2 separate regions of the Homo sapiens genome follow, and region 2 is linked to region 1. Evidence: read pairs that join two places in POLR2A ChIA-PET (ENCODE). Cell type or tissue: K562. All regions are shown on one strand. Links, peaks and the distances in the headings refer to the core of each region. The heading gives the core; the rest is flanking DNA.

The links. Peaks named below come from ENCODE experiments on the same cell type or tissue, not always from the same donor. Only the 100,000 strongest peaks of a DNase experiment are listed, where the experiment ranks them.
Region 2: POLR2A ChIA-PET joins it to region 1 with 5 read pairs; 3 of 35 experiments call an interaction of 5 or more read pairs at or near these places.

What each region holds. Positions count from the first base shown.
Region 1 is chr2:69,974,113-69,978,499 of GRCh38, reverse strand. The region is part of intron 9 of PCBP1-AS1 (PCBP1 antisense RNA 1); the gene reads left to right. It also overlaps a transcript of ASPRV1 not described here. Among named protein-coding and RNA genes, the nearest start is that of ASPRV1, 15 kb to the right of the region's middle. RefSeq lists enhancers at 1,743-2,253, 2,254-2,765. In K562, for the core only: no CTCF peak of the experiment used is centred there; DNase peaks (open chromatin) are centred at 411, 2,429 and 3,146.
Region 2 is chr2:70,028,078-70,032,464 of GRCh38, reverse strand. It overlaps PCBP1-AS1 (PCBP1 antisense RNA 1), which reads left to right. Exons shown (of 11, transcript NR_033872.1): 7 at 210-332. It also overlaps a transcript of ASPRV1 not described here. Among named protein-coding and RNA genes, the nearest start is that of PCBP1-AS1, 57 kb to the left of the region's middle. RefSeq lists an enhancer at 2,503-3,374. In K562, for the core only: a CTCF peak has its summit at 2,381; DNase peaks (open chromatin) are centred at 2,234 and 2,564.

The sequences.
Region 1 (4,387 bases), core at 260-4,259:
AACTGCTTGATGGGCTGGGCCTGTCGTTTTCATTTTGTGAAGGGGAAAATGGGGCCCAAAGTTGTTTTCCTAAGGTGGCCTAGTGGGTGAGGCAGTGCTGGTCCCATTCTCAGACTGAGCTCCCTGGCCCTCCGGGTTGTGTCCCCTCTATGGGGCAACTATCCAGGGATGAGTGTGTGACCACGCTCAGAACCAGCCTGGGAAAACTTTCCCCAAGGAGACTCCCCTGGAGGCTTGGAGGGGTGGAAAGAGTGTTGGGAGAGTACAGAGCCCCCTGGGGAAGAAGCTTCTCTGGGGGTTGGAGCAAGCATTTCTCAGAATGCTGGGATCACTGCCTGGCCTTAAGCCCCAAGACTGCCAGCACACCCGCCCTGCAGAGGGTTGTAGCCAGAAACAGGCACCTGGCCAGTTGCATTTGTGCAAAGGAAGCCCATAGGGCCCCAGCCTGCTTCCTTTATGGGCTAGGGCAGGGTAGGGGATGTCTGAGTTTGAATTTAGTGTCTAGGGGATCCATACCCACACTTGTCATTCACCACCCAAGGGCATGGACCCACTTCTGGGGCTCATGACCTAGAGGACAGGCCAGACAGCCTGGAATGACACAACTCAGGGTGACACCAACAGGTCCCACTGGCTACTTTGTCACCTCCTTTTCTTCACTCCCCCCTCTGGAGTTACTAATTTCCACTTTGTGACCCTCCAAAGATGCATTCCACCCAACTTTCCCATTGAACTAGTGGGGAAATGGTACTTTCTGTATCCAAATCTTAGCTGAAACCAGAATTGGGGTTATATTGACTAAAAGATCATTTGGGGCCACTTCTTTTCATTTGTATTTATTAGGCCCCTCCTAGGTGGTAATGGGCCAGGTAGAGTGAGAGTACAGTAGAAACCCAAGACGAAATTATCCAGGAAGGTCAACCTTCATTTTACAGATGGAGACACGATAGTTCAGAGATGCAGAGGACCTCGCCCAAGGTCACGCAGATACCGGGCCAGTCTTGGGTTTGGAACATGAGGTTCCTGCCTTTCAGCCCCGTGATCTTTCGACAGCATCTTACACAACTTACAGAATGGTGGGGGAAGCAGGAATCGCACCTGCAAAACAATGACGGAACCCTGAGGGGGCAGGGCTCCCATTGCCAGTGACTTCCCACCCACAGTGGCTGTCAGTGCCTTTATGTTGTTTACTTAAATGTGCTTGTCTGGAGGTTGTCATTTTCTTTTGAGACACTGGGAATTCCCATAATTTTTTAAAAAAGTTCAGTAAAATTGAATTTCTACATTTTTGCCCAATTTTTTTCCTTTTTATTTTTTATTTTTTTTTACAGAGTCTCACTCTGTAGCCCAGGCTGGAGTGCAGTGGTGCAACCTCCTCCTCCCATGTTCAAGTGATTCTCCTGCCTCAGCCTCCCGAGTAGCTGGGACTACAGGTGCGCGCCACCATGCCTGGCCAAGTTTTGTATTTTTAGTAGAGACGGGGTTTCACCATGTTGGCCAGGCTGGTCTCGAACTCCTGACCTCAGGCGATCCACCTGCCGCGGCTTCCCAAAGTGCTGGAATTACAGGCATGAGTCACCTTGCCTGTCCCATTTTTGCCCAGTTTGTGTCTCCTCGGTGTATGAGTGTGTGTGTTTTGTCAGGGGCACTCTGTTCCTATAGGTTGGTCTGATTTGGGACTCTCTCTGTGTGTGCTTTGATGGGGGCACAGTGACAGGAGATGGTGGAAATAAGGCGTGGAGAGGCTGTATTGTGCCATCATACCTTACCAGGACACTCTGTGCCTGGAGGGGGAAAGGGAGGGGGCCAGCCATGCCAGGCTGAGAAAGGGCTTTCTTAACCCACAAGTGTACAGGCCTTGAAGGCTCATGACTTAGGGTCATTGTCACCCATTCATTCAGTCAAATCTGGAAAGCATTCAAAAAATAATTAAAAAATCACCTCTGGGGAAAAGTCTGGTGTCAGGTTCAGAAAGGATTTGTTTCATATCCAGAGCCATGTCTGGGTTGTGTTCTCTGCTATCCAAGAACCCGAGGGCTCTCATTCAGCCTCAAGGGCTATGGAAGTGACTCCTGGTAGGTGGCTCCAGCACTGACTCTGGGCCCTCAGGGTCGAGGTTGCGGTGAAGACTGCGGTCTGCATCGCCTCCTGCCCCAGATCGGATTGGAGGGAGCCAGGTGAGCGTGAGGAGGAGGCAGTGTGGGGCTGGGCCTGGCTTCCAAGGAGAACTACAAGAAGACCAAAATCAGATTGGGATCTCATGGGAGGGCAGCACTGGGTCTGGAACGGAAGGCTTTGCCCACCTGGCCTCTACACGGACCACGTGGCCGGAGGGTTGGGCCTTCCAGGGCCATGCACCTGGGAGGGACAAGGCTGGGTGCGGTTGGGTCACATGTCTAACTTGTGTTCCTTTGAAGCTGTGAGTTGGACAGATTTTATCTTGCCTGTTTTGACCCTCTGTGAGCTAACAGCTGGGGGTGGGGTGGGGAAGGGGAGGACGGAGAGCAGTAAGCGTGCTGGTTCTTCTTTTGGTCTGTTTAGCAACTTCCCATGACTTTTGAGCAAGGAACAGGTGTAACCCCTTGCACCCTGAGGTGTGCAGTTGACTACATATGCCTGTGGCCTCAAGGCCATGTAGAAATTGTCCCTGGTTCAGCCAAAGCAAATTCAAAACCAAAAGCAAATTCACTGACCACGGGGGAAAGAGTAGGAGATATTAAACAAGCAGCTCTGCCTGGCCTTCCACTCACATGGCCATGAGGCCCATCATTCAGCACATCATCTCGGCCCCTACTGCGTGCTGGGCACTGTGAGGAGCTTCTGCCTCCTGTCTCCTTCACGCTCCTTTCCTTTCCCCTCCATAGCTCAGCAAGGCCCACATTTTCCCGGTGAAGCCACAGAACCACAGGGAGAAACCCATGGACTTCGCCTCTCTCTCTAGGCAAGTGAATTTGGTGGCAAAGTCTCTTGGCAAATTCAAATTGTACTTGCTACAGTCTTTTCCTCAAGTAATTCTGGGTGCTTTCCAAACTTACCAGTTCCCTGAAGTACATGGGAGGAGGCAGGGAAGCTTCTCGGGGGAGGAGCAGCACCGGCAGGGAGGCCGAGGGGCAGCAGTGCGGACAGGGAGTCAGGTGACGTGAAAGGAAAGGTGGGTTGCAGGCTGGGCTCTTGCTGTCTGTGGGCTCCATTCAGAATCCCCCACTTCACCTAGGACACTCTGGCCTCCGTCCAGGCATCACTGCCATGGAAATCCCAGATACATTCAAGTCCTCTGTTAAACACCTGCCTCCACATCCCCTCCAGATCTTCTCTGTCCTCAAAAGGAGCTCTGCCCTTCAAGGGAGGGGCTGGGGGCTTTGCAGCTTTCTGTGCCTCTGGCCAAGGCTGATCCTCCTTCCTCCTGCCTGAGAATCCAACCTTAGCCTGGAGCAATCCCAGAGGAATATGGGTGTGGGAGTTTGTCGCGTGTGACCCACAGTCGGCTCTGGGACCCCTGCCCCAGGAGCTCTGGAGGACTGTCAGACACAGCTTGTTGCAGGGAAGCTAGTTGACAGAAGATGTAACAGGAGTGTGAACATGCCATCAGCCCATACCCCGACCTCCAGGAACAGCCTAGCCTTACGGTTCTGTGCCCTCCTCAGCCCAGGGACTCTTCACCCACCCAACATTGTCATTACCCAAAACTATTTCACCTCTGCTCTAAACAATTCCAAAATCCCCATCCTCTGATCCCAGCCTTCTTCCTGTCCAGAGTTCTCATCCACAACTCCTGCCACCCCAGGGTGAATGGCGAAGCCCTCCACCAACATGGCAGCCCACAGAGGAGCAGACTGGAGAGAAAGAAAATGAGTTCAGTTTCGCTGATAGATCTGAAAAATATACATTGGGCAGGGCCATCAGGTTTTGGAGAGCCTTTTGAGGGCCCTGCTCAAGGAAGAGCTGGGCTTGGGGTTCAGATCCAGGTGTGCTCAGATCATACCAGTTCCTATGAGCTGATTGTTAAATCTTCAGGAATTTCATGAACCAATGGTTAAACCCAGCTATTATGAAAAATTAAATTATAAATTAAATTATATAAACTTACAATTAAATGAATTATATTAAGGCAAAAATAATAAATTTTCAAAAACCATCACTTCCTAATAATTTTTTTTTTTTTGAGATGGAGTTTCACTCTTGTTGCTCAGGCTGGAGTGCAATGGCACGATCTCAGCTCATTGCAACCTCCGCCTCCCAGGTCCAAGGGATTCTCCTGCCTCAGCCTCCTGAGTAGCTGGGAAAACAGGCATGCACCACCATGCCTGGCTAATTTTGTATTGTTATTAGAGACAGAGTTTCTCCTTGTTGGTCAGGCTGGTCTCGAACTCCTGACGTCAGGTGATCT
Region 2 (4,387 bases), core at 119-4,118, 54 kb before region 1:
GGCTGATCTCGAACTTCTGGTGCTCAAGCAGCCCTCCCGTGTTAGCCTCCCAAAATGCTGAGATTATAATTGTGAGCCACCACACTTGGTCTTAAGCAAATATTAACTCCAATCACTATCCTAAGCCAAGGTGTCTGAGCAGCTGAGGGAGGACCAGAGTGAATGCAGCTAGTGCCACACTGAACAAACCACTCTTGCTCATTCCTTAGGGAGGAGGACCTGGTTGATAGAAGAATTTATCTCGTAGTCTTAACATCCACTGTAATTCCAAACTTTGAGGACGATAGAGATCAGTGGGCTTTGACTGCCCAGCATGCAGTCTCCATTCTTAGGTAAGAACACTTTGATTTTCCTTTTGGGTACCACATCCTTCCCCACTCTCAGACCAGATTCTGGTGGGATAAGTCCCTTGGAGGACACATGACTGTGGTCAGAGAATAGCAATTGACGTGGGCATGGTTCCAAATCCAGGCCAATCACGACTCTGGATTTCTGTTGGAACTGTTAAGAAAGTGACCTCATTTCTTTTCCAGGTGGGTTCCCAAGCCTGTAAAATGTAAGCCTTATGCTGCTGAGGGCCATCTTGCCACCCTGAGGGAAACGCTGCCTGAGAATGAAACAAGCATAAGTAAAAGCTGAGCTGTGAGATGGAGCAAGATGAAGGCCACATGACATCTTTGGAGCACCTGGATCTAACTGTGCCTTAAGCTAGTCTAACCCTGAACATTTCATCATTTCATTGACATGAGCCCAGGTTTTCTTTTTTTTTGGATGGAGTCTTGCTCTGTCGCCCAGGCTGGAGTGCAGTAGCTCAATCTCGGCTCACTGCAAGCTCCACCTCCCGGGTTCACGCCATTCTCCTGCCTTAGCCTCCCAAGTAGCTGGGACAACAGGCGCCCACCACCACTCCCAGCTAATTTTTTGTATTTTTAGTAGAGACGGGGTTTTACCATGTTAGCCGGGATGGTCTTGATCTCCTGACCTCATGATCCGCCCGCCTCGGCCTCCCAAAGTGCTGGGATTACAGGTGTGAGCCACTGCACCCAGCCCTCAGGTTTTCCCTTTTTTTACCCCTCCTTTTGAAAATTTGATGTGGAATTTTGCCACCTGCAGCCAGAAGAGTTTTAACTAATCAGTGCCATAAATTTTATATAGTTCTCCTTGCAAAATGTGGATCAGCCTTTCTCAGCAAATCCTTTGTCATAAAGTGCTGAATTGTAAGTTTGTCATGAGAATCACATGAGATCATGCATGTGAAGAACCTGGCATTATCCTCCTCATAGAAAAAAACCAGTAAATATTAACTACAGGAAGCAAGGAAGGAGTGGGGTGAGGGGAAGAAGAAGGGGTACTGATTTAAAAGAACCCTGGAGTCCTAAGGATAATCTAGGAACCCTCAGACCCAATCCGATACCCCTATTCTAAATGCTCCTAGTGCCCTGTACCTTCCCCTCATAAGCCTTCATTATCATTGTAATGATATGTTTATGTAATATTTTGATTAATGTCTCTCCTTCACTGACCTAGCAGTTCTAGCAGGGCAGTGATTTTGCTGTGTTGCATCCCCAGCACCTAGTCTGGTATGTGGCATTCAGCATATGTTTATTGAATGAATGGCCATGTGGTTATTCAGATCCTCCTTGATTATTGGGGTTAGGATTGTGGCAGAAGTGGCAAAATCAGGGAGAGTAGTCCCTGTCCCCTCTGTATCTTATACACTGCCCACACTCCCAACACACATACACATACAGAGAATTTTGTCTCAATTAGATAATTAACTTCTGCTTGGTTGTAAACCAAACCACTGGTTCTTAAACTTTCATTGGATCATTTTATTGAAGAATTAAATAGTGTGGTTCTGGCCTAATGTCTGGAAAGCCTTGCAGAGGAGTGGATTAGGTCTTTGTGATAAACAGGCAGCCTTCCCTGCTCCTGTGTCTTTATAAAATCTATTTAACTGGAGTAGTCCACCCTCCCTCAGGCTCTTACAGGAATATGTTGGAGGCTGTAGGAAGGTGGGAAACCGAGAGGGAAAGGACTGGGCCGCTGGAGACTTCACTCATTCCCTAGCAAGAAACAAAAGCAGTAAAAGGTGGCCCGAGGACAACCTGAAGCTCACTCCTTCAGCACTTTTGGCTGGAGGTCACTTGTTGGAGCCCCACTCAGAGCTCAGCACACCACCCCACCAGCAGCCTCCTCCTCCCAGCTGAGGCTGCATTTCATCCCTTCCCCCAGCCTGCTTTCCCTGAGATAGGGGAGTGTTTCCCAGGGCCCATGTGACTTCCACTGGCAAGTGACGATTACCAATGGTTTACTAGTCAGTGAAACTACCAAAGGCTTTTGTGCTGTAGTAATCCTTTTCCTGTTTAAAACTCTGGGGATTTTCTAATGTTGCCAATAGTTTTTCAAGTCAGCAATTACTGTGTGGATTATGTAATGGCTCGGTATTAAAAATAGAAAAGACTGGAGTTTGCATCTATTTTAACCAAATCTTGAAAACAGAGCAAAGGGAGGGGAAGGGTGGAGAGGGAGAGACCAGAGGAGGAGGGAGAAAAAGAGATCATGTGACTGGATAAGACAGCTCACAATTCACTGTGCCTTTCTCCCACCATTTGTGGCCCAAGGACCTGTACTCCCTCCTCAGCCTCCTCTAGGGAGGGGTCCTTGATGAGAATTCTGAGGACACAAGACCCCTTGTGGATATTTCTTAGCTCAGCCTTGGTGTGCTTACCTGCTTCTGACAAGCAAAGTGGCCAAGTAGGGGAGGGAGTTGAATCTGATGTCCTCCACTAAGTCCAGGACTCCTATTTTGTTTTGTTTTGTTTTTGAGACGGAGTCTTGCTCTGTCACCAGGGTGGAGTGCAGTGGCACAATCTCGGCTCACTGCAACTTCTGCTGCCTGGGTTCAAGTGATTCCCCTGCCTTAGCCTCCTGAGTAGCTGGGACTGCAGGTGCGCACCACCACGCCTGGCTCATTTTTTGTATTTTAGCAGAGATGGGGTTTCACCATGTTGGCCAGAATGGTCTCAATCTCCTGAGCTTGTGATCCACCCACCTCAGCCTCCCCAAGTGCTAGGATTACAGGTGTGAGCTACCGTGCCTGGCCGAACTCCTGTTTTTGTTTTTGTTTTTATTGCCAATGTCTTTGCACTCAGCTTGTTTCTCTTGCTGGAATGGTAGTCAGGGCGTCACTTATATGTCTTTAGCATCCCAAATTTCTGTCAGTCCCTTGGCCAAAGTTATTCCAAATAAATATTCAATGTAATTACCTGCCACTTCCCTGCCCCAATCCTCTTTCTGCTGGATTGCCACTCCTAAGCCCCAGATACAGAAATTGCAGGCTTACAATGGGTTTGCTCTCGAATGACATCACACCAGTCCCCTACCCCCTACTCTGAGTTGAGGGATATTTGTATTTTAACAGAGAGCCATTGAGTAACTTTAGGGCCTCTCTGGTGGTGGAAGTTTAGGTGCCAGGGTTGATATTTTGGGAAGGAGAATTTATTTTATTTATTTATTTTTTTGGAGACGGAGTCTCTCTGTCGCCCAGGCTGGAGTGCAGTGGCACGGCCTCAGCTCACTGCACCCTCCGCCTCCTGGGTTCAAATGATTCTCCTGCCTCAGCCTCCCGAGTAGCTGGGACTACAGGCTCGTGCCACCACGCCTGGCTATTTTTTGTTGCGTCATCCCATGGTGGAATGTAGAAGGGCAAGAAAGTATACATGCGCAAGGGAGGAGGGGGCCAGACTTATCCTTTTATCAGGAACCCAGTCTTGTGACTATGACATGAATCTATTTGTGAGAGCACAGCCCTCATGACCTAATCACCTCTTAAAGATCCTACCTCTCAACACTGATGCATTGGGGATTAAGTTTCCAACACATGAACTTTGGTGGATGCATTCAAACCACAGCACCAGGGTTCCTACTATGTCACCTCCAGAGGCACCCAGAGAGGAAGGTTTTGAGTTAATCACATCATAATTTATAGCCCTTGAGCCATCAGAGAGCCCATGCAGAGAGCACCCTATTTCCTAGGTCTCAGGTGGCATGGAGGGGTGAGTACGTTGAAGAAGGTGCTTGCTAATTTCCAAAGACTCAGCGCAAATAAGTTCAGTGGGGTTCATGGGAGAGAGACCTGAAATGAATCAATTGTGGGTAATACTAGAAAGTTGTCTTCTCGTCATTACTTCCATCTATTTCCACACCTACCCCATCACACTCCGTTCTCAGTATCTTCATCTGTATTGGGGTGGAAAAGAGTGCCAACAGCTCAGAATAATGCTGGTTCTAGCTGCACCCAGCCTCACCCAATGTGGCCCAACCTAGTGGAACTGCAGTGAAAGGAAGCGAGAGTTCTAATTATGGGTTTTAGGTATCATTTCAC